3 separate regions of the Homo sapiens genome follow, and all the other regions are linked to region 3. A link is an interaction called in ENCODE POLR2A ChIA-PET data of the cell type or tissue named here. Cell type or tissue: GM12878. All regions are shown on one strand. Each heading gives the region's core, and the rest is flanking DNA. Links, peaks and the distances in the headings are about the cores only. Region 1 has its middle 240 kb from the start of IDS. Region 2 has its middle 350 kb from the start of IDS. Region 3 has its middle 300 kb from the start of IDS.

Region 1 (10,586 bases), core at 2,621-7,620, 61 kb before region 3:
CACCAGTGTCACTCCTCTTCCACTGCTGGTCCTTTGGCTCAGGCTTTCGTTATCCTCATTCATTTATTCATTCATCCACCCATCACGTCTAATTTTTTTTTGAGACGGAGTCTCAGTCTGTTGCCCAGACTGGAGTGCAGTAATACAATCTTGGCTGACTGTAGCCTCAATCTCCCTGGCTCAAATGATCCTCCTGCCTCAGTTCCCCAGGTAGCTGGGCTACAGGTGCACACCACCACACCTGGCTATTTTTTTTTTGTATTGTCTATTTATTTATTTATTTATTTATTTATTTATTTATTTATTTTGAGATGGAGTCTCGCTGTGTTGTCCAGGTTGGAGTGCAGTGGCTCCATCTCAGCTCACTGCAACCTCTGTCTCCTGGATTCAAGTGATTCTTCTGCCTCAGTCTCCTGAGTAGCTGAGACTACAGGGGCATGCCACCACGGCTGGCTAATTTTTGTATTTTTAGTAGAGATCGGGTTGCACTATATTGTCCAGGCTTGTCTCGAACTCCTGACCTCAGGTGATCTGCCCGCCTCAGCCTCCCAAAGTGTTGGGATTACAGGCATGAGACACCGCGCCTGGCCATTTTTTTTTTTTTTTTGTATTTTCTGTAGAGACAGGGTTTCCCCATGTTGCCCAGGCTGGCCTGAAACTGCTGAGCTCAAGGGATCCTCCCACCTCGGCCTCTGAAAGTGCTAGGATTACAGGCATGAACCACCACACCTGGCCTCAGAATATTTATTGGGTACCTACAGTATTCCAGCAGTGAGCAAAACAGACAAATCTTATTTTCCTGAACTTAGAGTCTTGTTGGGGGAAACAGATATCAATATATCACTTAACATTTTAGACATTCTCGGATAGAAGTCTGTTCAGGGCACCTTGAGGACACAAAGGAGAGCAGGGTCACTTCTGCCAGGTCATTTGTTGGCAGGAAAGATTTGCTATGAGCTGAGTCTTTACAGATGAGGAAGTATCCTTCAGGTCAATAGGGAAATGTACTTGCCAGGTCCAGGGAGCAGGATGGGCAAAGGCATAGAGATGGGATACAGTCTGGGGTATTCAGGGAACTGCCAACCCTTACGTATGGCTGAAAGTTAAGTTGGATGATGAATTTGACTGCATCCATGAAAAAAAAAAAAACCGAGCTAGAGCTTTACCAGTTTACCTAGAAAGATTTCTGGGAGAGATTTCTGAGTGAGGAAAGTAATGTGCAGAAATTGTATACATTGTGATCTCAGATTTCTAAAACAATGATCAACTGCCCCAAATGTATTTGAGCATATAGAAAAATATTGAAAGATATCATTGAGGTTGTTGACATGTGTTATGGAGAATGAGACAGAAGTGAAAGGAGGTGAAAGAAGGGGGGAGGGTAGTGATGCGAAAAGGGAAAGAAATGTCAAGTAAATAAATAATGCATTTATTTATGAATGAATGTATGCATGCATAAATGAGTGGAGATTTTAATGGCAGGAATTAATATGTGTCTGGCTTCCTGAGTCCAGAAGATAAGGTTGAGTCCAGCCTGCAGTGGGAGTGTCATGGTAACAATAGTCTAGCCATAAACCTGAAGCCCTTGCCAGAGCCTAGGGTCCTGGGGTTAGAGATGAGTTCAGGCTCCTCCCACAAGATTGAGGAAAGCCCAGGTTTATGAGCACTTCTGATATGGTTTGGCCGTGTCCCCACCAAAATCTCATCTTGAATTGTAGCTCCCATAATTCCCATGTGTTGTGGGAGGGAGCCAGTGGGAGAAAATTGAATAATGGGGGGCAGTTTCCCCTATACTTTTCTTGTGGTAGTGAATAAGTCTCATGAGTAAATATATGAACATCATTAAAGACAGTGCCTGGCATATAGTAAGCACTCCATAATTGTTAGCTAACAACAGCAATAGCAATAATAACTATTTCAGAGTTGAGATTCTGCCAACTCTGAGGAATAATTAAAACTTTACTTTGCATTTAGATGTAGAAGAAAAGAAAGGACAACAGCATTTAACCAATGCCTACCATGTGCCAGGTTGTAGTAATACTTTTCCTCAGTTGATATGTCTACTACGTGTCAACTCAGTGAAGCTCAGGGAGGTTCACTGAAGTAACTGGGCCAGGTTTATACAGCCAGCAAATGGCAGAGCTGCAATTGAATTCCAGTTTATCTGATTCCAAGGCCTCTCTTGATTGACTTAGTCTACATACAAATGGTGCTTCAAATTCTTAAGTACAGCTTTTAAAAATCACTTTAGCCTTTTACAGTAATAGGAAACTTGAGCTTGGAATAAATGCCCAATGGATGTTGGGTTCCCTCTCAAAGGATTTACCTTTAATAGTTTCTTTTGGGTGTTGGCCCTGAATTGAAGCTATGACCACCTTCTCCCGGAAAATCCACCCAGGCACATGCACACAATGTTGTTTGGGAGGGTCTGCAGCTCTCTTGAACCCTCTCCACTGCCCCCAGTCTAAGAACTGCTGCTTGAAGGGGAAAGGAAAGCCTCGTGGTTTTAGAGGTGGCTTTCACTCCCTCTCCTTGTTGCTTTCTTCTTTCCACAGTATTCAGAGAAACACACTTTGCAGAAACCCAGGCCCAGAGATGGGCAATTCCTTATGCTGGTGCTACAACTGAACTGCTGCATGAGAGGAGGGTGAGAAGAGCTCCCGTTTAGCACTGTTTGGAGGTCTGTGGTTTTACCTGCACCAGCTCATTTAATCCTCATGATAATCTGAGTTACAATCCAGCTCTGCCAATTTACTAGCTATACTGGAAAATTACCAAATATTTCTGGGCCTCAATTTCTTCAAATGTAATTGAAGGATAAATCACAGGATCTTTGTGAGGACTGAGATCTTATGCCTGTGCCTGGGACATGTGGGGGCCTAGAGAGGTGATATCCTGCTCGCTTCCCTGCATTTCCCATGTCACAGGGCAGTATGTGGCCACCAACAGAGGTAACACATCCTAGCCTACAGTGGAGGGAGGCTCTGAGCATCCAATTTTTGCCCAGCAACAGAGATACACATATTTCCAAACATGCATAATTTGAGCGGTCTTGGGCAAGGTGCATGCATGACATGGAAGCCCTGTCTTCCAGAGCTATATCCTGACTGAGAAGTGTACAGCATTAGTGATATAGAGGCACAGAGGTGTAGGTCTTTGAAAGGCTCAGGGAAAAGGCTGTGAGACTCCACAGGAAGGACCTAAGCAGTGAAAGCCTGAGAGCCCAGGAAATCAGGTTTCAGCTAATCCCTACATGAAACACAGTGAATAATGGGAAAATCCCAGGCGGAATCAACAGCTCTATGCTTCAGGTGGCAAGCATGGGCTTCCCTGAAGATGCTTTCCACCACTGGCTCAACCTTTATTGAGCTACAAAGGAGACTTCAAGTGTCCTCATCATCTTTGTTTGACTCAGCCCTGTATTGCTTGGCTGTTTATTAGCCTCCTGCCTCATGACCAGGATGGAAAGAGCACAGAACAATGGATTGTGGGATTGTGGCCTAGCCAATCTCTTTGTTGAGTTATTGTCTGTGGTGGCTGCTGGCATGCTAGTGGCCCCCGTGTGTCTACAGCACCATGGTAAATGAAATGGTCAGGATAGGGGTGAAGTGTCTCCATCCTTCCCTTGGCTAAGCTGTTGCAGAGATGAAGACACCAGGAGTTAAGGAGTTGACATCAGCTCATGAAAGAGGCAGAGCCTCCCCTCACAACTACCACTAACTCTTTGGGCCCCACACACAGTTCTCTGCCAGTGCTCACTGTTGCCTCAGCAGGGCTGCCGAATCAGCCTTCCTGGTCCTCCCTCTCTCACATCCAGCACTGAAGTGAAAGCTCTCTGGGAAACTAAGCTCCAAGCTAGAGGAGGTCATTTTAAAATAACCTGCGGAAGTTCTTTGAAGACACTGCTGTCATGGCAGATAAAGGAAACTCAGGGGCTACAGTGTGCTTAGATTTTTAAAAAGCATCCGACAATGTTCAGCATCTGAGATGAATGGGTGAGGTAGAGGGTAATGAGAGAGGTTGTTAGATGGCATGATGGTTGAATTAAAAATAGCACTCGGCTCTTTTGTAAGTATGTCTTTGAAGGGTCTCTCCTATGAAATGCCATTGGCTACGCCCAGTTTCTCTGAAGACAGAATCATCCATGAGCCCAATTATTGCCAAGAGGGTATCTGCCCCCTCATCCCAGCTGCTCGTTGCGTAGAATATTTTGGACTTCCAGCTAGGATGTCCCCTTACACAGGGCTCACTTTACAGGGTTGTGCTTTGCCTTTGCTGTTTAATACAGTAGTCCTAGCAGGGATGTGATATGATATCAAGCCCTGGTTTCTTCCCCAACACCCTCCTGGCATATAATTAACACAAACAAATGTTCACTATGACAAGGATTCTCAAGGGCCACTATATGGGACGGGGGACATTGAATAAAGCCCTCATGTGACTCTCTCCCCAAGTCTCTTCCCATTGGAGAAATATTGCTGTAGCTGAATGAATACTGAGCTGGTAGACAGGAAGCCAGGGTTTGAGTCGTGGCTTTCATTTGTTAGTTGTGTGGCCTGCAGCAAGCCACTTTCCTCCTCCAGACCTAGTTTACTCATCTGTGGAATGATGACTTTTACAGTTCCTTTTCACTCTGGGTCTCTGGGTTTAGTGTTTCTCTCTGGACCTACCTGCCTGAGAACCATCAGGATAAAAACTTACAGATTTCTGGGCCCCTCCCCAGATTACTGAATTAGAATCTTAGGAGGTAGGGACTGAGGACCTACCTTCCTAACAAGATGCCCAGGGAATTCTTAAGCATTACAGAATCAGAGAGCCACTTTTCTCTCATGTCAATAATGCACATTCATACGTGTCCACCACTCACCCATACTTTCACACCCACACATACATAGATACACCCTAGCTCATACATAGATAACCCTAGTATTGGTATACTTACACAAATACCCTCACACAGAGACATATAGTCTCATAGATGCTTCCTCACTCATGCTGTCTCTCGTACATGTGGGTACCTAAACACACACACGTTTATATATATGCTTCTCACCTATTTTATCTCTCACACATAGATCCCTATACACAACACACCTACACAGAGGTGCATATACACTCCCTCACTCACTCTCTGTCTCAGCCACACAGATACCTAAACACCTCCCTCACCCATACATACACACACACACACACACACACACACACATTTCTCTTTTTTACACGTTTGAGTTCTTACTATGTGTCAGCAATTTCCAGACCCTATAAAACTCAATCATGTCCTACTAAGTATTTGTGAGCCCCAAGTTAAGATGCTCTGTGTTAAGCAGACATTGAGAAATAGGAATGCTCTCCCTCCCTTCCTCCTCCCCAGAAAGCATGGGGAAATATTTCTTCTGGCATTCTGAGCTGCTGGGGGATGACTGCACACCCTTTGCCAGTTTAGGCAGGCCTGCGCTCTCACCCTGCTCCCCCATGCCCACCCTTTTACCTCCACTTAGAAGTTGCAGAGGATCACAGTTTCCCTTTCCGTTGCTCAGTATGCCAGAAGAGAGTCAGTGACTTTTTCTGTTCTTCCATTTCTATTTTTAATTACAACTAACTGGGGACAAGAGTGAAACATTTTCGCAATTTAATCTTAGTGTAAAATGGTGTATTTTCACTTCATTAGCTAAAAGGGAAATCAAATGGCTTATCAAAGGTTGAGCTTCACATTTGCATATGGGTCTGGGATTCATGAAGCAGAATTTGTAACAGCTATAAAAGCCCTACAAGTGTCTCTGGAGACCACCGGCTTTATCATTTCAACTGCAGCATTATAAAATGACATTTGGACATGAAGTAGGGTGGGTGTGCTTGAGTCACAGTGAAGCATGTGGAAATTTCAGCTGTGTATTAGTTATCTATTGCTGCGTAACAAACAAAATCGCCCCAAAACTTAGTGGCTTAAAACAACCAACAATTATTATCTCACAGTTTGTATGGGTCAGAAATCTGGGTGCAGCTTAGCTGGAGGCCACTAGCTCAAGGTATGTCATGCAGTATGATGGCAGTTGGAGCTGCAGTCATCTCAAGGGTCAACTGTGGGGAAATGGGTCCAAGCTCATGCACATGGACCCCTCCAAATGATGGCATGGCAGCTGGATTCACCTAGAAGGAGCAATCTAAGAGAGAACAAGAGAGTACAAGCAAGACAAAGACACTAAGATGGAAACTGGAGGGTTTTTTTTGTTTGTTTTTTGTTTTTTATTCTTTGCCTGTTTTTTTTTTTATTATAGGGTACATGTGCACAACGCGCAGATTTGTTACATATGTATACATGTACCATGTTGGTGTGCTACACCCATTAACTCGTCGTTTACATTAGGTACATCTCCTAATGCTATCCCTCCCCCCTCCCCCGACCCCACGACAGGCCCCGGTGTGTGATGTTCCCAACCCTGTGTCCAAGTGTTCTCATTGTTCAATTCCCACCTATGAGTGAGAACATGTGGTGTTTGGTTTTTTGTCCCTGCGATAGTTTGCTGAGAATGATGGTTTCCAGCTTCATCCATGTCCCTACAAAAGACATGAACTCATCATTTTTAATGGCTACATAGTATTCCATGGTGTGTATGTGCCACATTTTCTTAATCCAGTCTATCATTGATGGACATTTGGGTTGGTTCCAAGTCTTTGCTATTGTGAATAGTGCCGCAATAAACATACGTGTGCATGTGTCTTTATAGCAACATGATTTGTAATCCTTTGGGTATATACCCAGTAATGGGATGGCTGGGTCAAATGGTATGTCTAGTTCTAGATCCTTGAGGAATCACCACACTGTCTTCCACAATGGTTGAATCAGTTTACAGTCCCACCAACAGTATAAAAGTGTTCCTATTTCTCCACAACCTCTCCAGCACCTGTTGTTTCCTGACTTTTTAATGATCATCATTCTAATGGGTGTGAGATGGTATCTCATTGTGGTTTTGATTTGCATTTCTCTGATGGCCGGTGATGGTGAGCATTTTTTCATGTGTTTTTTGGCTGCATAAATGTCTTCTTTTGAGAAGTGTCTGCTCATATCCTTTGCCTACTTTTTGATGGGGTTGTTTGTCTTTTTCTTGTAAATTTGTTTGAGTTCTTTGTAGATTCTAGATATTAGCGCTTTGTCAGATGAGTAGATTGCAAAAATTTTCTCCTATTCTGTAGGTTGGCTGTTCACTCTGATGGTAGTTTCTTTTGCTGTGCAGAAGCTCTTTAGTTTAATTATATCCCATTTGTCAATTTTGGCTTTTGTTGCCATTGCTTTTGGTGTTTCAGACATGAAGTCCTTGCCCATGCCTATGTCCTGAATGGTATTGCCTAGGTTTTCTTCTAGGGTTTTTTATGGTTTTAGGTCTAACATTTAAGTCTTTAATCCATCTTGAATTAATTTTTGTATAAGGTGTAAGGAAGGGATCCAGTTTCAGCTTTCTACATATGGCTAGCCAGTTTTCCCAGCACCATTTATTAAATAGGGAATCCTTTCCCCAAAAGCCCTGAAAACTCTCAATAAATTAGGTATTGATGGGACATATCTCAAAATAATAAGAGCTATTTATGACAAACCCACAGTCAATATCATACTGAATGGGCAAAAACTGGAAGCATTCCCTTTGAAAACTGGCACAAGACAGGGATGCCCTCTCTCAGCACTCCTATTCAACATAGTGTTGGAAGTTCTGGCCAGGGCAATCAGGCAGGAGAAATAAATAAAGGGTATTCAATTAGGAAAAGAGAAAGTCAAATTGTCCTTCTTTGCAGATGACATGATTGTATATTTAGAAAACCCCATCATCTCAGTCCAAAATCTCCTTAAGCTGAAAGCAACTTCAGCAAAGTCTCAGGATACAAAATCAATGTGCAAAAATCACAAGCATTCCTATACACCAATAACAGATAAAACAGAGCCAAATCATGAGTGAACTCCCATTCACAATTGCTTCAAAGAGATTAAAATACCTAGGATCCAACTTACAAGGGATGTGAAGGACCTCTTCAAGGAGAACTCCAAACCACTGCTGAATGAAATAAAAGAGGACACAAACAAATGGAAGAACATTCCATGCTCGTGGATAGGAAGAATCAATATCATGAAAATGGCCATACTGCCCAAGGTAGTTTATAGATTTAATGCCATCCCCATCAAGCTACCAATGACTTTCTTCACAGAATTGGAAAAAAACTACTTTAAAGTTCATATGGAACCAAAAAAGAGCCCGCATTGCCAAGACAATCCTAAGCCAAAAGAGCAAAGCTGGAGGCATCATGCTACCTGACTTCAAACTATAATACAAGGCTATAGTAACCAAAACAGCATGGTACTGGTAACAAAACAGATGGAACAGAAATGAGCCCTCGGAAACTGGAGTTTTTTAATAACCTAATCTCAGACGTCATATCCCATCACTTCTGCCATCTTTGGTTTTGTTTTAAGTGAGTCATTAGGTCCAGCCCAAGCCTAAGAGGAGAGAATGACACAGGGCATTGATACCAAGAGATGGGGCCATTGGGTGTCATCATAGAGGCCACTTTAGAGACAGCATACTACAAGTTGCAAGGAGGACTTGGAAGAGAAAATGTCATCAAAGATGAAGGAGCAGTACAGGCTTCCGGCCCCCTCCTCAGGTCTTCCTTCCCATTCTTTGCTTTTCTTCTTTCTGGGCCTTTTTTTTCCCTGTACCTTTCGAAGGCCCTCACAGAGTGTCTCATCAATTTATGGTGGGAAAAAATTATTTTTTTTTCCTTGGCCTCTCTAGGTACTCTGTTGTGCAGGTAGTGCCTGGGGATGTAGCCATGGAAACCAAGAGAAGGGCTCAATGGCTCAATATGAGAAAGTAGGCAGCAATATTTCAAAACCACACAAAATCCCAGGAGAGGGCTGGATTGAGGATGGAGCACCATTGAGGCCAAATGAGAGCTGCTTTTTGACATTAGGGGAGAAGGGAGAGAAATAGATGGAATAAGTAGGTACCACAAAGAGTGGGTTTGGGATGGAGAATTGGAAGAGGACTTAGAGAATATTTTGCTGCATGTTGTAAGATGTACTTTTGTCCTCACCTCTGCATACACTCTCCAACCTTCTCAAGGGTTATTGAGTGAAGTCCTCCCCTATTCTTCAAATCATTCTGGAGTTGGGTGTGTGATTCTTTTGCAGAAACACTGATCTTAGATTGGTTTCAGGGTGGTCTAGTTTCATTCCAGTTAAGGTTGTTTTGCTTTTATGGTATGCCTTTAAGATAAGACCCAGATCCTAGTGATCACTCTAATTCCATGTTTGGTCCAATGTTGGCATACAGTAAGTGTCATTGAGTAGAGAATGATTCTGGGATCAGGCCATTCACTTATATCCAAACATTTCTATGGAACATCTATCATGTGACAGAAACTGTGCTAAGCCCTTTAGAGAAGAAACAAAACACAAAAATAGCTCTTGTCCTCTAGGAATGTAAGACAGTGGAGAGAAGAGCTAAGACATAGGCAAAAACAAGAAAAGAACGATATTATGGCATGTACCAAAAAGGGTTAGGAAGCACTGTGAGAGTTGAGCCAGAGGCAAAATCACTTATGGCTGTGTGAGTGGAAAGGATAAAATATTTCCTGGAGGCAGTGGTTGTCAAACTGGACTTGAGGATGCCAAGGGAGGTGAGATTCAAGGTCAATGGAGTGACAGAAGCAAACAAAAGTGGGAAACTGGGGTCCTCAGTGTGACTGAGGCTTATAATCCACACTCAACTGTGGTAGGGGTGGGGAGAGGAGGTGGCATTGTCAAGTTGGACCCCAACCAAAAAGCTTTGAATGCCACACTAAGAAACTTAGGGAGCCTTTAGCAAGTTTTGAATAGATAAATGTCCTGCGCTTTGGTCAGAAAATGTCTGCCAATCATCTGTTGAATGCAGCAAGGTAGAAGAACTTTGGTCATGATCTGGATGAGAGGTAATAGGCTTCTGGATCACAGTGGTGCTTAGGGGAGTGGGAAGGAAGGGCCAGATGAGAGAACCAAAGCTAATGCTGACTGTCTGGGGCTTGGGGACAGATTAAGCAGGTGAAGTCAGGAGGATGGAGAAGGCATGGCTGGTAAGCTTCAAGCCAGGGTCAGTAAAAGAAAGTGGCATTAGGCAGGCATGGGTATGGCTGGAGTAGAGCTGGTCAGGCCAGGTGGTTGGCCAGCCTTGTTAGGATAGTGCTGACTATGGTATTGGCTGATGTAGCAAATACAAAACAGAATATCCAATTAAATTTACATTTCAGGTAAACATCAAATAAATGTTTAGTACATGTAAGTATTTTCCATGTGATTTGTGAGATAAGCATAACTATGGGACATACTTATACAAAAAAACGTATTAATTGTTTATCTGAAATTCAAATTTTACTGAACCTCTGTATTTTTTTCTGCATCCCTAAATAACTCTGTCATGAGGCAGCCGTGCATCTTTCTGGAGAGGCAGTGTAGAACAGCAGTGGTTAACTGCATGGAACCTGGTAGCAGACCAGCTGAGTTCAAATCCAGTTTCTACTGCTTATTAGTTATGTGACCTTGAAAAAGTGACTCTACATCCCTG
Region 2 (10,586 bases), core at 3,017-8,016, 54 kb after region 3:
TTTTTATCCAGCATACCAATGAGTGTTCTTAGGAAAACAGGGCCAGTAGGAGAGAGGGGTAGTGGGGGAGTTGCTAGTTATTTTAAGGAATTGGCTCATGCAGTTTTGGTGAATGGCAGTCCCTAAATCCATAGAACAGAGTTGTAGGCTGGGAATTCTCAGGCAGGAGCTGATGCTGCATTCTTGAAGCAGAATATTTTCCTGCTCAAGGAAACCTGTTTTGTTCTTAAGGCCATTTAAGTAATCGGATAAGGCCCATCCAGATTATTGAAGATAATCTCCTTTACTTAATTTCAACCAATTGTAGATGTTATCTACATCTAAAAAAATATTTTAACAGCAGCAAGTAGATTCGTCTTTACTTGAATAATGTGGTATTATATAGCCTAGCCAAGTTAACATATAAACTCGCCATCAAATTCAGCTAAAATATCTTTCAACAATGAAGACAAAATAAGAACGTTTTCAGACATACAAAAGCTGAAATAACGCATTACCCACAGAATTGCACGACAATAAATTTTTAATGAATTTCTTTTAGCAGAAGGAATATCATACCAGATGTAAATCTGGATCTATAAAGAATGAAAAATATGGGAAATTTATTGGCATGAGTAAGTATGATTGACATTTTTTTCTTAACCTCTGTAAAAGATAATTGACCATTTAAAGCAAAAATAATAACAATGTATTGTGGGGTTTATAGTGTATGTAGAAGTATTACAGAATGTAATGTGGACAATATAAAAAAGCTTGGAAGAAGACAATTAAAAGTATACTGTATTGAGGTTCTTATACTATGCATTAAGTGGTAATAACATCACTTGAAAGCATGTTGTGACAAGTTAAAGATGTATACTATAAATCTATCCTAAAGCAACCACTAAAGAAACATAACAAATAGTTATAATGAATAAGAAAACAAACGATATAAAATGAAAGTATAAAAATTACTCATTAGTGGCCTGGCGTGGTGGCTCACGCCTGTAATCCCAGCACTTTGGGAGGCCGAGGCGGGTGGATCACGAGGTCAGGAGATCGAGACCATCCTGGCTAACATGGTGAAACCCCATCTCTACTAAAAATACAAAAAAATTAGCCGGGTGTGGTGGCGGGCACCTGTGGTCCCAGCTACTCGGGAGGCTGAGGCAGGAGAATGGTGTGAACCCAGGAGGCGGAGTTTGCAGTAAGCCGAGATCATGCCACTGCACTCCAGCCTGGGCGACAGAGTGAGACTCCATCTCAAAAAAACAAAAAAACTTACTCGATTATCCAAGTTAGGAAAAGAGGGGGAAAAAGAACAAAGAACTAATGGAAAAAATAGAAAACAATATCAAAAGGATAAATTTAAACACAATCATATCAATAATAAGATTAAATATAAATGGTTTCACAATACCAATTAAAGAACAGATTCTCAGATTCAATTTAAAAAAAAGCATGAGCCAATTATATGCTCCCTAGGAGGAAACAACTTTAAACGTAAAGGCACAAACCATCTAAAAGCAAACAGACAGAAAATGAAATATCTTGCAAATACTAATGAAAGGAAAGCTGGAGTGGCCTTATTAATATTAGACAAAGTAGATTTCAGAACAAAAATATTACCGGGGTAAAGAGAGTAATTTTATAATGATAAAGGAGTCCATTCATCAAGAGGACATAAGAATCTTAAATGTTCATAAACCTTAAAATGGAGCTTCAAAACTCAAAAAACAAAAACTAATAGAATTTCAAAGAAAAATAGACAAATTCACAATTACAGATTTCAATACCCCTCTATCAATAATTGACAGAGCGAGTAGACAGAAAATCAATTAGATTATTGGAGATTTGAACAACAGTCTCAGCCAAGCTAATCTAATTGACATTTATAGAACATTCCACTCAACAGCAAAATACAAATTATTTTTAGTGTACACAGAACATTTAACAAAATAAATCATATTCTAGAACATGAATTTAAGAACACAACTTATGTTCTTTGACAACATGGAATTAAATTAGAAATCAATGCTAGAAATATAACTGGAAAAATCCTCAACTATTTGCAAGTAAACAACACACTTTCAAATAACCAATGGGTTGATAAAATCAACCAAAAGAGAAATTATAAGGTATCCAAAAATAAACAGAAATAAAAATACGACATATTAAAATTTGTAGAATGCAGCTTAAGTAGTCATTAGAGGGAAATTTATAAGTATCAAAAAGTTTATATTAGAAACATTGGGTGCACATGGACATAAAGTTGGCAACAATAGACACTGGGGACTACAAGAGAGGGGTTAGAGCTAGGGGAGTAAGGGCTGTAAAACTACCTGTTGGGTACTATGCTCACTACCTGGGTTGTGGGATCATTCATACCCAAAACTTCAGCATCACACAATATACCCATGTAACAAATCTGCACATGTACCCCCTGAATCTAAAATAAAAGTTGAAATTATTTTTAAAAATTTAAATATGTTTTTAATTTAGATGCAATATATTCTAATTGGTGAATTTGATTGTAGTTTTTGCAGGATATCACATTTTTTTTTTTTTGAGACAGAGTCTCGCTCTGTCGCCCAGGCTGGAGTGCAGTGGCGCAATGTCGGCTCACTGCAAGCTCCGCCTCCCGGGTTCATGCCGTTCTCCTGCCTCAGCCTCCCGAGTAGCTGGGACTACACGCACCCGACACCACGCCCGGCTAATTTTTTTGTATTTTTAGTAGAGGTGGGGTTTCACCGTGTTAGCCAGGATGGTCTCGATCTCCTGATCTCGTGATCCACCCGCCTCGGCCTCCCAAAGTGCTGGGATTACAGGCGTGAGCCACCGCGCCCGGCCAGGATATCACATTTTAAATGATATTTTGTTTTATGCTGTGTGGGAGGTTGTAACTCGTGGTACAAAATGTAAAACTGGGGTAAAAAGAATAACTGCTTACACAAACAATTTAAACGCTTATACCTTAGTAGTAATGAAACTTACTGAAAAAGAATAAATAGCTATATTTTTGTCTTCTTAAAAAATGCTTATATTGGAAATGAAGAGAGGTTTCAAATCAATTACATCAGCACTAATATTTAAAAATTAGATTAAGAAAAGCAAATAAAACATAAATTAAGCAGAAAAAAATAATAAAAATCAGAGAAGAAATCAATGAAATAAAATACAGCAGAATATTTTTTAAAATCAATGAAATGGATAGTTCTTAAAGATCAGTAAAATTGATAAGCTTCTGGCCAGACTAGTAAGAAAACATAGAGATGACACAAATTACTAACGTCAGGAGTGACAGAGGTGACATCTCTTCAGATACATTAGATGGTAAAAAAAATAAGGGACTATTACCAATAATATTTTGTCAATAATATTACTAAGTTAGATATAGTGGTAAAATTCTGTGAAAGATGCAAAGTATCAAATCTCACTGGAAAAGCTATAGAAAATTTGAATAAGCTATATCTATTACAGAAATTGAATTTGTAGTTAATCACCTTCCTGCAAAGACAACTCTGGAGCCATGTAGATTCACTGGCGAATCCTACTAAACATTAGAAAAAGAAATAATAGCAATTTGCAAACTCTTACAGAAAATTGAATTGGATTTTGTCAAATGTTTCCTATTGAGGTGATTATATACTTTTCTTTTGTAGTCTGTTAATATGGTAAATTACATTGATTTTCAAATGTTCAGCTAACCTTGCATTGACAAAATCCAACATCCATTCCTGATAAAAATGCTCAGTAAACTAAGAATAGAAGGATTCTTTAGTCTGCTAAAGACCACTGCTTCAACATTGTAGTGAAGGTTTTCACCAGTGTAAATAAGAAAAGTGAAAGAAATAAAAAGCATCTAGATTTAAAATAAAAATTAAATTATCTTTATTTGCAGATGACATGTATATCTAGGTAGAAAATCTGATTGAATCTGCAAGAAAACTATTTGAACTAATAATTGAATTTAGCAGATACAAGATCAATGTACAACAATTAATTGTAGTTCTAAATAGTAGCAAAGAACATTCAGAAATTGAAATTTAAAAACAATACCATTACAATACCATTTACAATAGCTTAAAAATATATAGGGATACATTTGACAAAACATGCAAAAGAACTGTACACTGAAAGCTGTAAAATATTGCTAAGAAAATTGAGGCAAACATAACTAAATGGGGATCTGTAACATATTCATGGATTGTTAATGTGTCAATGCTCCCCAAATTAATGTACAGAGTCAACATAGTCCCATTTAAAAGTCCAGCAGTTCTTTTAAGAAATTGACAAACTGGTCTTATAATTCGTATGGAAATTCAAAGAACCTACAATAACCAGAACTTTGAAAAAGGAGAAAAAAGTTAAAGGATTTTCACCACCTGAATTCAAGACTTATTATAAAGCTACAGAAAGCAAGGTAGTGACATAAATATAGAAAAATAGATCAATGAACCAGAAGATATGATCAATTTAATGTAGATGAAAGAACAAAGGCAATAAAATAAATAATGTAGATGAAAGTACAGTACATTGCAATAAATGATGCTGGAGCAATTGGATATCTATATGGAAAAACACACAAAAAATAAAACATAACCTTGGTTCCATACTTTACACCATTTAAGAAAATTAACTCGAATCACAGACATAAATATAAAACCTAAAATTGTGAAACTTCTGGAAGTAAGCATAGGAGAAAATTGTGACCTTCAGTTAAGCAAAGATTTCTTTGCTACAACACCAAAGTCATGATTAATAGAAGAGAAATAAAAATGATAAATTGAACTTTATCAAAATAAACATTTCTGTTCTTTGAAAGACACTGTCAGAGAATGCATACAAGGTGTAGACTGAGAGAACATATTTGCAAAGCATATAAATAATATAGCTAATAAAGGATTTAATTCTAGAATATATAAACAACTTTCAAAACTCAATAATAAGAAAATGAACACCTAAATGAACAAATGAACAAAGGATTTAAATAAACTTTAAACCTATGAAGATACATAGACAGCAAATAAACACATGAGAAGATTCTTGGCATCATTAGTCATTACGGAAATGTATATTAAAACCACAATGAGATACCACTACATACTTACTAGAATGACAATTAAAAAGAGAGTCAAGGAGATGGTGAAATTTGTGTCATACGAGGTAACTCTATGTTTAATAATTTGAACGACTGCCAGAATACTCTATTTTGTTTTATTGCCTGATTGTCCTGGCTTGAAACTTCAGTACAGTGTTGAATGGAAGTGGAAAGAGTGAACATATTTTTCTTCTTCCTGATCTTGGGGGACAGCATTCAGTCCCTCACCATTATGTATAATGACATTTGTAGGTTTTTCATAGATGCAGTAGGTTGAGGAAGTTCCCTTCTTTTTCTAGTTGTTTGAGTGTTTTTATCATGAAGTGTTATGGACTGAATGTTTGTATCCGCCCCCCTCCAAAAAAAATTCATATGTTAAAATCTTAACTTCAAATTTTTCTTGGACAAGGTGACTGACTAGAAGTAGCTAGTGTGTGCCACTCTCACAGAAAGCAGATGAGACTGGCTAGTTAACACTAGCTCTTCAGCTGGAATGTTCAGGAGGACATCCTGAACATTGCTTTCTTGAGAGTCATCAAAGAAGCAATGTGAACCATGTAGAGCAGAGAAAAGCAAGACAGGACAGCCACCCACTCAGGGCTGGTGCAGAGCCAAGAGAGGCTTACCACCGTGGGAAATGAGTGAGTGAGAACCCCTAGAGACTGACACTTCTGCCACAGACTTTTGCAATCCTGGGCATAGGAAATTCTCCCTTGCTCCCTCCTCCCAGGGCCTCCAGACTGAATTGAGAGCTGCATGGAAGCTGGAAAGAGCTGCTGCTCAGGCCTCCATGGAGCCCAAGGTCCTTGAATCCCTAAGCACCCCAGCTCCAGCTTGCATGCCCCCAGGATAGTGACTACACCCATGGTGCTGAGGAGCAGATGAACTACAGGCCTTGTCTCTGGTACACCTTGTCAGGCATAGTCAACTGGCCTAGGACCCCAGTGCAGTCACCCTACCCCTTCCTGAGCACTTGGACCCATAGAAGATCTGCATTTCTCTGGGATGGAGGTCCCAGAGGCAACTGACAGGCCCACCATTGTTGCAGCTGCCACAGCCCCCACTCATACAGCCCTCAGTCTATGGAGGGAGGGAGGAAAGAGCCTAAGTTCTATCATAGGCCTCCAGCAAACCACAGCTGCCTTATGGAAAAGCAGCCAAACAGTTTTTCCCATGAGTCCCTGCCCCTCCTATTCTTTACTGGGGTGGACCTCCTAACCTGCGCCTCCAGTATAGCTACGTCAACCCTGCCTGAACATTTCAGTGGGTGGCAATACTGCATTTCTCTGAGGAGGAAATCCCAGAGGCAGAGAATCCCACAAGTTCTTCTCCATTGCCACTGCAGCAGTGTCAGCTTTGCTTGAGTGTTATTCAGCTCAATAGGCCCTCTGTCTTTTTGCAAGGGCAGAGGGCCAATGTGACAGCTTTCTGTATCCCAAGTTCTCACCCAGTATCCAAGAAAAATAGGGTCACACATGGGCCTGAAGGATGAATGCGGAGTTTTACCGAGTGGTGGAGGTGGCTTTCCGCAGGATGCATGGGGAGCTAGAAGAAGGGGATGGAATGGGAAGGTGATATACCCCTGGAGTTGGGTCCCCCAGTGGACTCCTCTCCAACCACTTCAGTGGAACTCCTCTTGGTGTTCAGATGATCCTCCTCTTCTCTCTTTCTCTGCTGTGTCATTCTGCCATTGTCTGCTGATCTGCTGGCTTGCTGGTCTGCTTCTGGAGCCTGGGGTTTGAGGTTTATATGGGTGCAGGACAGGGGTCATGGTGGGCCAAAAGGCAACTTTTTGGGTGCAAAAACAGGAATGTCTGTCTTCATTTAGGGTTGTGGGTCTTCAGGTTTGAGGGTGGGGCCTTTGCCAGGAAACTGCCATCTTCTACCCAGTATTTCCCTCTCTCCTGTCCTTATCAGAAGGACCCCTGGCATGGGCCTGCAGTGTAGCTACCTCACCCTGGCCTGAAGGTTCCCCTTTGCAATGTTTTGTGTCTCTCTGGGGTGGAATTCCCAGAGGTATCTGACAGCCCCTCTGCTACTGCCAATGTAGCAGTACCTGCCCTTGCTACCACCAGTCCAAGAAGGGAACAAAGAGCCTGAGTGCTTTACTCACACCTCCAGCATGCCATAGCCACCATACAGAGAAGCCAGACTGTCTTCCCCGCAAGCCCCCCACCCTCTTGCTCTTCACCAGGCAGGGCTCCTCAGTTTGGGCCCACAATGCAGCTGTCCCACCCTAGGCTGATGTTTCTGATTGGTAGCTGCTCTGTGTTTCTCTGGGGTGGAGTACCAAGGGACAAGTGAAAGGCCCTCTGCCATTGCCAGTGCCAAGGTCTCTGCCCATGCTGTCCCCAAGTTGGGGAGGGAACAAAAGCCTGAGCTAGCCCCACAGCTGCAGTACACAGACTGGGAGTGTCAAGCCGACGTCTACAGCCAGCATTGAGGGGGAAAGGAGCCCACACTCTCAGAGCACTGAGAGGGAGCATGGCTACAAATGCAAGAAAATACAGAGAAGACACTTGGCTAAGGGCCTACCTACCATCCATTATGCTTAAGCACCATCTACTGGATTTACTGGATTGAAGCTCAAACTTCAATGCCAAAATACTTTGTGAATATACCCCCCTGTGAAATAAAAGACAGAATTCAACCACAAATAAGGGCCTTTCAGAAAGCCTCAGCCCTCTGAAAACATCCAGAAATGAAGACAACTGGCCATACTCAAATTGTACCACATTTAAAGGAACATCAGCCCATACAGATGAGAAAGAACCAGTGAAAGAACCCTGGAAACTCTAAAAGCCAGAATGTCTTCTTACCTCCAAAACTGCACTAGCTCCCTAGAAACAGTTAATCAGAATGAAATGGCTAAAATGACAAGCATAAAATTGAGAATCTGGATGTCAACAAAGATCACTGAGATGCAGGAGAAACTTGAAACCCATTTCAAGGAATCTAGTAAAATGAGTCAAGAGATGAAAGATGAGATTGCCATTTTAAGAAGAACCAAACTGCACTGATAAAGCTGAAAAACTCACTACAAGAATTTCATAACATAATCAGAAGTATTTACAGCAGAATAGATCAAGTTGAGAAAATAATCTCAGAGCTTGAAGACCAGTTCTTTTTTTTTTTTTTTCTTTTGAGATGGAGCTTCACTCTTGTTGCCCAGGCTGGAGTGTAATGGTGCGATTTCAGCTCACTGCAACCTCCACCTCCTGGGTTCAAGTGATTTTCCTGCCTCAGCCTCCTGAGTAGCTGGGATTATAGGCATGCAACACCATGCCTGGCTAATTTTTGTATTTTCAGTAGAGACGGGGTTTCTCCATGTTGGTCAGGCTGGTCTTGAACTCCTGACCTCAAATGATCTGCCTGCCTCGGCCTCTCAAAATGCTGGGATTACAGGTGTGAGCCACTGCACCTGGCCAAAGACCAGTTCTTTGAATTAACTCAGTAACATAAATATAAAGAAAAAAAATAATGAACAAAATATCTGAGAAATATGGAATTATGTAAGGAGATGAAATCTACAACTCTTCAGCATCCATTAGAGAGTGGGAGAGAGAGCAAGCAACTTGGAAAACATATTTGAAGATATGATACATGGAAATTTTCCCCAACCTTGCCAGCAAGGTCAACATGCAAATTCTGGAAATTTAGAGAACCCCTGTGAGATACTATACAAGTAAAACATCTCCAAGACACATAGTCATCAGATTCTCCAAGGTAAATATAAAAGAAAAATGTTAAAGTCAGCTAAAGGGAAGGGGCCGGTCGCCTACAAACAGAACCCCATCAGGCTAACAGTAGACCTTTTCTCAGAAACCCTACAAGCCAGAAGAGATTGGGGGATTATATTCAATATTCTTAAACAAATTTCAACCAAGAATTTTATATCCAGCCAAACTAAGCTTTATAAGTGGAGGAGAAATAAATCCTTTTTCAGACAAGCAGGTACTATGGGAATTCATTATCACCAGATCTGCCTTAAAAGAGGTCCTTAAGGGAGTGCTAAACATAAAAATAAAAGACTGGTACCTGCCACTGCAAAAACACACTTAAGTCCACAGACCATTGACACTATAAAGCAACTACACAATCAAGTGCACATAACAACCAGCTAACAACACAATGACAGAATCAAATCTGTACCTATCAATATTAATCTTGAACATAAATGGGCTAAATGCCCCACTTAAAAGGCAGAGAGTGGGCTGGATGTGGTGGCTCACGCCTGTTATCCCAGCACTTTGGGAGACTGAGGAGGGTGGATTGCCTGAGGTCAGGAGTTTGAGACCAGCCTGAGCAATGTGGTGAAACCCCATCTCTACAAATACAAAAATTAGCCAGGCGAGGTGGTGTGCGCCTGTAGTCCCAGCTACTGGGGAGGCTGAGACAGGACAACTGCTTGAACCTGGGAGGCAGAGATTGCAGTGAGCCAAGATTGCACCACTGCACTCCATCTCAAAAAAAAAAAAAAAAAAAAAGGCACAGAGTGGCAAGTTGGATAAAGAAGGAACATCCAATTGTATACTGTCTTCAAGACATCCATGTCACACGCAAGGTTATTCATAGGCTCTAAGTACAGGGATGCAATAAGATCTATCAAACAAATGAAAGACAAAAAAGAGCACGAGTTGCTATTCTTATTTCAAACAAAACAGACTTTAAGCTAACAATGATAAAAAAGGACAAAGAAGGACATTACATAATGATAACAAAATCTTCTTGTTGAATTGAACACTTTGTCATTATGTAATATATCCTAAATATATATGCACCCAATACTGCAGCACCCAGATCCATAAAACCAGCTCTTAGACATTTACAAAGAGACTTAGATAACCACATAATAATAGTGGAAGACTTCAACACCCCACTGACTGTATTAGACAAATCATCATGGCCAAATACTAGCAAAGATACTCAGAACTCAAACTCTACACTTGACCAAATGGCCCTAACACTCATGTACAGAACGGTCCACCCAACAAAAACAGAATACACATTCTTCTCATCTGCACAAGGCGCATACTTTCAAATTGGACAGATGCTTGGCCATAAAGGAATTCTCAACAAATTGAAAAAAGGAAAGAAAGAAAATTATGCCAACCACAGTCTCAGACCATAGACCTAAAAAAATATAAATTAGTAAAAAGAATGGAAATTAAATAATCTGTTTCTCAGTGACTTTGGCGTAAACAATGAAATTAAGGCAGAAACCAAGAAATTCTTTGAAAGTAATAAAAACAAAGATAAAACATATCAGAATCTCTGCGACACAGTTAAAGCAATGCTAAGAGGGAAGTTTATAGTGCTAAATGCCCACATCAACAAGTTAGAAAGATTTCAGATTAACAACCTAACATCATACCTAGAGGAACTAGAAAAACAAGAGCAAACCAACACCAAAGGTAGCAGAAAAATGAAATAACCCAAATCGCAGCTGAACTGAACAAAATGGAGATGAGAAAAGCCATACAAAAGAACAACACAACCAAAAGTT
Region 3 (10,586 bases), core at 3,682-8,681:
AAAGCACATAAAAGATATTGAATAAACTCTAGACATTTTGTGGCAAAAAGCGTCCATATTAAATAACAAATTTTAGAGTGAGAAAATACTTGAAATACAGGATGAGTCTTCCTCATAAAGTGCCGTTTTATTTTATGTGTTATTTATTAGTCCACATGTACATAGCTCCAAATAATATAATTTAGATTATAACTCAGTTTTACAGAAACACTTTTCCTTCAGATAAATTCCCAGAGGAGTTTTATATTTATACCTAGAAAATAGTTGTTCTCTGTTTTTATGGCTTTGGCTGCCACAAGATTCTACCATCTCCAGCCATCATTAGTTTATGCATTTTTTCCCATGGCATTCACTTTAGGAAATATTGGGGACAACGCAGGTACAGGGAATTCTATCTGCCAGGTATTAATCAGAATTGGGGTGCAGCTGAGTGCTCCTTGGGATAGGTTTAGGAGGAAGAGGAAGCCAGAAGCGACTTGTCTTGGATCCGTCAATGTTCTATCACACACATTATTTACTTTCAGGGGTCATCTATGTACATTTCATATTAAGGAGCAATTGACAAGCAGGTGGTACCCTGGCCACTGCCCCTGGAGGACTGGATTCTTGTCTCAGTTCTCTCCCTAACTTTCTGTGTGATCTCAAACAAGCCTCTTCTCTCCCTCCACTTCCTCATCTGAAAAATACATGAGGAGTGGGCCTTCATGTGCTCCAAAGGCCCTCCCACCTCTGGCATTTCTTGAGTCTCTGATTTGTCAGGGTGAACAGGAAGCAGCTGTCTGACCAACAGGTGAGTGTGATCATGGTACTGACAGACACAGTCAAGTGAAACCCATCCCCAATTCCTTTGATGATTATAAAAGAGAAGAGAAGTTTTTATAGCCAAATCTTGAGCTTTGCAGTTGTTTTTAAAAAGTCACATCTTCAGTCAGCTCTGTGGGCAGATGTAGCAATTCAGAGCAATGGCCACAGTTCAATCCATGTGATGCATCGTTAATGAAGGCAGGGTTGCTTTGGAGGGTCTGACCAAACTTTACAAGTGTTCAACCAGTACTGTATCATGACAGGTCTGAAAATAGGGGAGCCAGCTGCCCTCGCTGTCTCATTCCTCATGTGGTACCTTGGGGCCACTTCTCTTGCAGTTAAATAAGCCTGATTGAGGCTGACCATTCCAGAAGCCTGGTTCAGGGCCTTGGAGAATAACATAGTTTGTTCACTTTTCCTATCTTATTTCATTCCTCTCTGTCCAACCAGGATGACTGATCCACAGGAAAGCTGCTGGCTTCTGGGTCTCCTCACTGTTGCTGTAGAAGGACTTCATATTGTGATAATGAGGCTCATGGTCATAGCTCTTAGTGACCTTCTCTTTTGCATGTATTGACAGTATCTGCAAATACTTAGTTAAGGATGCAATTAGGCAGTTGTTTCCCCAAATGAGGAATGGTCAGCTAGCTCTCATAATTGCTCCAGCAGTTGAATATTTACAGGTATATTCTGGCCATCTCTAGCATCAGACTGCCTTGGGAATCACAGTTAACTCCAGAGAGAAAGTTTAACAGGGACCTTTAAATGATATGTCCCTTAATTACTTTGTTGCTCATTTTATGTGCTCCTAAGTGAGAAATTCTTAGAATTACTTCAGCCCATTTTTCCCTTCTGTGATCCCAGCGATTGTGTGTTCCAGAACTTTTGGAGTGGGGACATACACTCTGTTGCTAGTTGGTGAGTTTGTGATCTGAGTATGAAAAGCCAGCTCTCTGCCTTCCAAAAGCATTTGTAGCAGGGGCAAGATCTTTCTTTGTCCCTCAGCTGTTCTTGGCTCATTACGATCTTTCTTCTGTGTTTAGTTAGGGAAGGGGGTAAAGTTGAAATCCAATCATGGGAAGAACTGATTTCAGGTCCATTTTGGGGCATGTCATTAGACACACATTTGGAGATTTAGAAGACAATGTTATTTATTGGTGAGACAGGATTTTGCTGTTGTCCTCCCACCTAGAGGTTAACCTTGTCTGAATGAGAGCACTGTTTACTATGTGGCAGGTAACCTGTATTAACCTGTATTGGTACCCTGGCCCCTTTGGTGGTCTGGTGAATCCTATAGGCCCATATCAGAAAATGGTATTTAAATGAATATAATAAAATAAATGAGGTTACAAAAGACACAAATAATATTGAAATATAGTTATAAAATGTTTTTACAAACAAATTTGTAATACAGTAACATATGTACTCCTTGCTATGAACAAGTACTACAGTTTTAGAGTAGTGAGTATAAATGACATTTTGAGATATGTTCAACTACTCTAATCTAGATATAGATTTGCAAATATCTATAATTTATCTTGATAACATGTCAAAAGTACTGCTAATACTGCTGTGGTTTATTACCTATATTCATTAATTAGGGGAAATTCTAAATCTACTTAGAAGCTGGTGAAATTAACAACATAACTTTTTTCCAATCCAAGTTCACAGTTTGCAGGTCAAGAACCCCTGCTAGAAGAGGACAGGCCCTGAGCCAGGTGGCAGGAGTCTAGGCTGCTAGTTCCCTCCTTTTTCTCTTCTGAGCAGTGTGGTCTTATGGAGGAGAGCTGCTCCCCCAGGGAACATCCCTCCTGTACCTGCAAACTTTCATTCTTGTTCCAGCTCTGCCAATCATTTTCTATGTGACTGAGGTCAAATCACTTATTCAATCTGAGCTTCAGTTTTCTCAATTGTGGAAAGAGATGGGTGGGTTAGATAATTTCTTGAGATCCCTTCCAGTTGTAATATTTTGTAATATTTCTGATTCTATGACACCATTGAAAAATTTCAGTCATACCAATTCTGGGAAAAGCAGATAATCTGGCATTCCGTGGTTTTGTGTTAAAAGCACAGCTTTTCTAGTTACTAACTTGTGATCTTGGGCCAATTGCTTGACCTGCCTCAGCCTTAGTTTCCTTATCCATAAATTGGGTGAAATAATAATATCTACTTCGTGGAGTTAATGTGAAGAAGCATCAACCAGAGAAGGTTTTAGCTGGTTTATGTCTTTCTCATCTGGTCCATAAAGGACTTGAGAGGGCTTGATGATGCATACCCAGTCCAGCATGTGACTCATAGTAGGTCCTCAAAAAACGACTGAGATGATCGTTAGACAGTGATGTCCCATTTTTTTGTTTTAATTAGTTCCTTCAGAGCTGGTGTCATGAATCAGGCTGCCGCTGAGAAGAGGTACCATACATTGGTTCTAATCACCACCGTCCACCTGTGTTAACAGCCTTGTTTTTACAAGTGAAAAACTGAGGCTCCAAAGTTTAAAGATTCACCTCTCTCTCTCTTTCTCTCCCTCTTCATCTCTCCTTCTCACCAGAATAGGCACTCTGGCATTTTCCTTTAGTATCTTAACTTCATGATAAAATGTCAAAGCTAAATTTATTCTCTTCATTTGTGTTAAAAGCATCACAAAGAGTTAATATTTTGGAAAAGCAAAAAATGTAAGTTAGCAGACAGCAAAATTTTGAGCTTCCTCATGGCTTCCTTTTTCAGGTAAAATGTGGAACTGGCTATCAAATGAGATAAATGGTGGCTTGATTCATGAAATTATTATTGAAGACATCACGAAAATTTAGCAATTATTTTTAAAATTAAAAAAAGTGCTCTCTAAGATCATGATAGTTGTTAATGTGCTTCCTCATTTCCAGATCCCGGTGTCAGGAATGCCCATTTGTTTTGTTTTGTTTTGTACAGCATAAAAATTTGAAGAAAATACAAATACCCAATGAGGAAATTTGGATTCAGCTAATGTAATGCCTACCTAGGAAGACCAAAAACCTAAATGTGGTGGGTAATTTTCATATCTTGTTGGTTTTTAAAATCCTCAGGAGCACTCCTTCCATTGCAGAACAGGCTAATTACTAGAGACCTATGGCTAGCCTAGCACTGGGAGCCCGGGGCCAGTTTGCACATTGCCTATCTTCCTAAGTAGATTGCTAAGGTTCACATCTTATAGGTCCTCCTTCACACCCCCTCAGCCCAGGAGAAAGACCCCTCTGACCTTAGACCTTAGGATGACTGTCACCATCACCATTATTGACCATTGCTGGACCATTAGCTGGACCATCCCCATCCTATCTAAGTCCTTCTTTCTCCTAGAAGCATGTAAGTTTACTATTTGGTAGAAAAAAAAATGGCATCTTCTGGGGCTTCTGGGCCTTCAACACAAGAGGAATGTGTTTCATACATATGGCAGCAGGAGAGATTGATAGAAATATGACCTACCACATAAAGTCTGTTTCACTCTTTAAAAAAAATATGGCTAGAGAAGGAGAAGGATTCTGCTCATGAGAACCTTCCCTGTTATGTTCTATTACAGTGGAAACATTGTCTTGGTCAGAGGCCTGTTTCTAAAACATTCCCAGGATTTTACATTTTGAAACCAAAAAAAGGAAAGAAAGTTTTCTGTTATAGTCTGCCAAGGCAAATACAGGGCCAGTCCCCCAGAAACTAGAAATCATAAGATCATGCAGACGGTCTCAAGGGGGTCATCACAGGCCCTGAATGGAAAATGATTGTTCATGCAGAATGTGAGAATATGAAAAGCAAATGTGGTACCTTCCCCCAATGCCTGCCGACCTTGATTGGGATGATTTATTAAAGCATCAGGCAGAGAAAGACAAAATCGCCTTTAAGGACTGGCTAATTTCATGTTTTAGTTGCTGATAAATAAGTTAGTCCTAGATAAATGTACTCATCGCGTGCTACAAAGCTTTCTTCTGTGGAGGAAGAAACACCAGTCCTTGAAAATATTCAGTAGACTTACATGCCAAGTCCACTGTTGCTGTCTGTGTCTGAGTGTCTGAAGTGTCTGTGAAAGTCCCCACAGTGTAAGGCTCCTTTTGAAATGATTTTGAGGAAATCTTGCTTGAGAGGACATGCTCAAGTAGCTGTCATCATCTACATAGGGGCCAGCCAGAAAGGCATCCCTTTTCTGCCACCCAAAGCTATTCAACTAATCCTCATGCCCCCAGCCCCACATCCGCTTGTAAGTCTCTGGCTAAAGTCATTTTCAGAAAGTTTTGCATGGTGGATTGAGAAGGGAAGACTGCAGGACTGCCACGATCGCCTTGTTGATGGGAGTCATTGTTATTCTTGCTTATGACAGGCTTTTTATAATCTACTTCGCTCACCTCAAAAGGCATATTCTTCCTCATCGGGTCTAAAACAGTAATATGTGTCTACTGGGTCAGCCCAATGACTTTCTCAGCCTCTCTTTTTGGACATGAGTACTGTATGAGTCTAGGGTTGCCAGACAATTGTGTAGGTTGTGCACTGTACAGCTCTAGGGGATGCCCCTCACTTAGTAGATGGAAAAGATTTGTATATTTCTTAGAGAAGTTGTCTAACTAAAGTAAGTAAAGTGTCTAGAGGGAGGGGCACTTCTTCTTTTATTTTCACAAAGGCTAACAGCAGCCTTGGGATGGGACATCTTCTGAAATTAAACTGTGTACTCTGAGATTCCCATCTGACTATACAACATTAGAATGAAAAGTGTTTAGCAGAGAAAACAGAGACCCAAGGGGAAGAAGGAACTTGCTTAAGGTTGCACAGCAAGCCAGAGGCAGAGCTGAAGTTAGAACCTTAACCTGTCTTCCTGTCCTTCATCCTTCCCACTGCAGCCATTTTGTACCTCTCACCTGTGCCTATATTGCAGCCATTCTGTTTGGTTGGTATATGCCAGGTAAATGCATATCATAAGTTTGGCCCCAAATGAGCCCATTTCATTCAAGTATTCCAGGATTCAGCCAACATTCTTTCTATATCTTCTGTAATTGGATAAACATTTATACAGTTTTATACTATAAACTATGAAATGCAGGTTTTTCTTAGAAAATTTTCTCCCAGGCTTGGTTCTTACAAAATGAGGATTCCCCAATCATGCAGGCTGTTGTCCTCTGGCAGTTAGCCCATCAACCACAGAACAGCTCTTCTCCTGTGACTTCCGTGCTCAAACATGATATATATATCTCCCCATTGACTATGGGCTAAAGTCCATTTTCTTCAGCTTGGCAAATATGACCCTCTGTGATCTGGCCACTGTCTGCCTTCCATTCTCATCTCACAGCTCAATTACATATCTCTGACAGTGGTCACCCAGCCTGCCCGCTGTCCACCAAACATCTTCCATTCTTTCCTGGTTCCACGACTTTGCTGTAGCTACTCTATTTCCCAGAAACACACTTCCTCACCCTTCTTTGTCTGCTAAAGCATTACTGGACCTCCAAGGCCAAACTCCCATCCTTTCGTCTCCATGGAGTCTTCCTCTTTGACATGACTGCCTGCCCCATTCACTAAGAGCACTCTGCATCTCTCTTGGATTATTCATTATATCTGGATTGTTTGTGTGCCTGTCTATGCTCCTAGCAGCCTAGACAGAGGGCTCAAACAGGGACAGGGACCATGCTGTCTTGTTAACTACTTTTAGAACAAAGCTTTCTACAGACTATGCACTCAGTATATGGTGAATGAACTAAAAGTAATTGGTTCATTTGCTTGCATCTATTTATTATTTTATTCAAAATACTTATCAAGTACCTACTCTATGCCAGACACTAGGGAGTTAGCGAGGACGAAGAAAGATGTAGTACCTGGTTCATTTGAGCTTACAGATTATGCAGAGACAGGAAAGTAAACAGTTACTAAAGAGTGTGGCCAGTGTCACTACAGAATATACACAGAATGCCAAGGAGTGCATAAACATATACTTCCAGGAAAAAGTGACATTTAAATTGAGACTCTAATGATGAATAGGAATTAGCTAGGTGAGGAAAGTGGGAAGGGAGAGTGTTGCAAGCAGAAGGAACAGGATGTAAGAAGGTTTGAAAGTGAAAGAAAGCAAAACTCTTTCAAAGAACTGAGAGAGCAAGCTTTGAACCAGAACAACGGGCAGTCAGAAGACATGAAGCTGGCAAGAGGGAGGGGTCAGAAGATTCAGGGCCTTGTGAGCCATATCATAGAATCAGATTTTGTCCTAAAAGCAAAGGGGAACCTTTGAAGGGTCTTAAGCAGGGAAATGACACTGTCAAATTAGTCTGTGATTGCATCCACTCCCCGTCACCTCTTCCATGTGTCACAGTGGAGGGAGTCTGGCTTTTCCCTGGGTTTATATGATGGTTAGCATCTGTGTCCTCTGGGGCCACTTCCTGTTCCTGAAGTCAGTCACCATCTTTTTTTGTTTGTTTGTTTGTTTTTTCCATTAAAAGGAGAGGCCATTTCTCTCCACTCCACCTAGTCTTTCCTAATGAGGTAGCTTTGAAGGAGCTTCTTCCCCTAGGGTTAGATTCTGATTTCTCTTGCTTTACCTAACTGCCTCTGCTCTCCTAGCCTTTCCTTCCTCCTGAGTGGTGTTTGACTTTGGCCTCTTTTCCTTCTGATCATTTTTCCAACTCTGACCTGCCCCAGACCTGCCTCCTAGCAAGACCTCTCTGATGGCACTAATTTCATGTCCAGACTTTTTGTGACTGGAAGCCTGGGTGGCTTTGCTCTTTGTTCCCACATCAAATTAGATGATTTTAAATAGTAACCTCTTTGGGCAAGGACTTTTGCTTGTGATGCTTGAAAGCTGTGTTTACATCTATTCCGATTCCTAAATAATTGCTCCCAGCAATATGCATAGTAACTCACACAGTCACACTGAGAAATCATTGCCCAGGCCCTACTCTGTCTTTGTTTCCTGTCTTTGCAGGGGCACGAGCACAATTTATGGGTCCTTCAGTACTGTCTTTGTGGCAGAACAGCTCTGGCTCATGAAAGCCTTACTGGCAGCAAGCCTGATGTTGACCATTTACACACTCAGAAGAAAAACTTCTTAAGCCCTTAGAGACTTTGAGTTTAAATGTCCTGTTGATGTTCAAAAACTTACAAACGATTAAAAGATGCTCATTTTGATTATCTATATAGTAAAATTTCACGAATAGATACACTACTCAACAGTGAGGGAAATGATTTAATGCATTTTGGTACATTTGGTACATCCACTTAACATAGCCTACAACCTTAAAAATGATGAGAGTGGTGATATAGCAACAAGCAAGCAAGTCCATGATAAGAGCAAAGGGCAAGTTACGAATTTACGTGTAAAACAATCGCAGCTGGGAAAGTTCTATGTGCTTATGGACAAGAGTGGGAAGAGAATATAAAAGACAAAAGTAATTATAACCAAAGTACCCAGTAAATTACAGTTATGAGGTACTTTTAAGTACATTATTTCATTTAATGCTTACAAAAACCCTGGGTGGTTGGCATTATTGTCATGCTCATTCTGCAGGATGAGCGTGAAGCTTAGTGAAGCTGAGCAGCTTCAGACCACATTGCTAGGGCGTGGCAAAATCAGGACTCAAAAACTGATTGTCTCTGATTATGAGATCCTGTTTGATTCATATAGCTGGTGGGACTGCAGGTACAGTAGTCTGTTTTTGATTTCTATTAATGTTATAATGTTGTTATAAAAAGTAGTGAATGATAAATGTTTAAAAATAACTGGAATATGGAGATTTGGGATACCATTTAGCAAGGAAGTTAATGAGTGTAACTCAGTAAGAATGATTGTGAGAATATCTCGTAATCTTTGTTTTCCCCCTATTTTTTTCCTCATATTTTTCTATAGTGATTAGAAGGATAGGAGAAAGAAAGAAAGAGAAAGAAAGAGAAAGAAAGGAAGAAAGAAAGAAAGAAAGAAAGAGAGAGAAAGAGAGAAAGAAAGAAAGAAGAAAGAAAGAAGGAAGAAACAAGACAGAGGAAAGAAAGAAATGTGCAAGAACTTGTAGTGATTCCTATCCTTATTTACATGTCCCCTTTCCAGATTCACCAGTTTAGCAAGTAGGGATAGCTCTCCCACCTGTCTTCTGGTCCTGTCTTTCAGGTATTTTGCCCATTCTGCATTTTTCCTTTTTCCTAAGACTTATTCTACCCTGATAGCTGTGAGGACTCCACCAACCTCTGTGCTCCTAACACCACCACAGCCATGAAAATACTTTAAGAGTTGGGCCACGTAAGTCCTACAGGTGACTATTTCCAATTTTGGAGTATCTGCATTTTTTGATACAGGGCTTATTAAGTGCCAGGCCACATGCTATAGTATGATATAAGTGTTGTAAAGCTTAATTTCACATGGCTCCTGTCCTGTAAAGGAGCATTAGGGCTGAGAAGTCAGGCTCAAATCCAAGGTCAACACTTCCTGGCAATGTGACTTGCTTCAGGTTATAAGGTGAGATAGAGATAGAGCTAGGCTAAAAAGCACCTCTCACATAAGTGATTTTTAAAAAACTAAAGCTTATCCTTTTTTAAATTTTAAAAGCATATTTACATATAAAACATGTATTTTAATGTAAACCATTCTAAAATTATCTATATGTTAATTTTCCTAAGTAAATACAATACCAAGTAGAAAAGAAGACTTTTTCCCATTTGACTCAGTGACATAGTCCTTTTTGCTCCTGCACTGAATGGCCCCAGATTGTATGGTTCTTCATCATCTCCTTGACTTCCAGCTGCAGTATGGGGTACAGATGCTAACTAAGCACAGAGTCCATGATTCAGATTGTCTTTCATTCAGGACTTAGTTCTGCAACATTATCACTGTGTATCTTTGGGAAATTAATCTCTGTCAGCCTCAAACTGCTCATCCCTTAAAAAGTGCAAGAAGAGAAAGAGAAAGGGGAGGAGAGCATCTTTGAAGAAATAATAGCTGAAAACGTTCTAAATCTGAGGAAGGAAATGAACATCCAAATCCAAGAAGCTCAAAGGACTGCGACTATGATGAACCCAAAGAGATCCACACTGAGACACAATATAATCAAACTGTCAGAAGACAAAGACAAAGAAAGAATCTTTAAAGCAGCAAAAGAAAAGCAACTTGTCATGTGCAAAGAAGCACCAATAAGATTGTCAGTAGATTTCTCAGCAGAAATGTTACAGGCCAGAAGGGATTGGGATGATATATTTAAGGTGCAGAAATTAAAAAAAAAACTTGCCAACCAAAAATACTAAATCTGACAAAAGTATTCTTCAAAATGAGGGAGAAAAAAAGTCCTTTTCAGTTAAACGAAAGCTGAGGGAGGTTCACCATCAGACCTGCCTTATAAGAAATGCTAAAGGGAGTTGTACGAACTGAAACAAGAGGACACTAAACATCAACAAAAAAGCATGCAAAAATATAAAATTCTGTGAAGATAAATAAATAGATCAGTACAGAGTTCTATAATATTGTAATGATGGTACATAAATCACTGTTAATCCAGGTATATAATTTTAAAATATAAGAGCTTAAGCAATAAGGATAATTATAAAACTATGTTAATGAATACAAAATATAAAAAGATATAATTTGTAACATTGATAATGTAAAGTGGAGGGGGAAGGGTAAAGGAATAGACTTTTATATGTAGTTGAAGTTAAATTGTTATTGGTTTAAAATAGATTATTATAATTGTAATATATTTTATGTAATCCCCATGTTAACCAAAAATAAAATATCTACAGGAGCTGGGTTGTCTATACTTATATCAGATAAAATAGACTAAGTCAAAAATTGTAATAACAAACAAAGA

What was found. Peaks named below come from ENCODE experiments on the same cell type or tissue, not always from the same donor. Only the 100,000 strongest peaks of a DNase experiment are listed, where the experiment ranks them.
Region 1: POLR2A ChIA-PET joins it to region 3 with 7 read pairs; 2 of 35 experiments call an interaction of 5 or more read pairs at or near these places.
Region 2: POLR2A ChIA-PET joins it to region 3 with 6 read pairs; 1 of 35 experiments calls an interaction of 5 or more read pairs at or near these places.

The regions. Positions count from the first base shown.
Region 1 is chrX:149,262,591-149,273,176 of GRCh38, reverse strand. No RefSeq gene overlaps it. Among named protein-coding and RNA genes, the nearest start is that of IDS, 240 kb to the left of the region's middle. In GM12878, for the core only: no CTCF peak of the experiment used is centred there; a DNase peak (open chromatin) is centred at 4,596.
Region 2 is chrX:149,147,639-149,158,224 of GRCh38, reverse strand. No RefSeq gene overlaps it. Among named protein-coding and RNA genes, the nearest start is that of IDS, 350 kb to the left of the region's middle. In GM12878, for the core only: no CTCF peak of the experiment used is centred there; a DNase peak (open chromatin) is centred at 5,754.
Region 3 is chrX:149,202,430-149,213,015 of GRCh38, reverse strand. No RefSeq gene overlaps it. Among named protein-coding and RNA genes, the nearest start is that of IDS, 300 kb to the left of the region's middle. In GM12878, for the core only: no CTCF peak of the experiment used is centred there; no DNase peak of the experiment used is centred there; H3K27ac peaks cover 1,056 bases.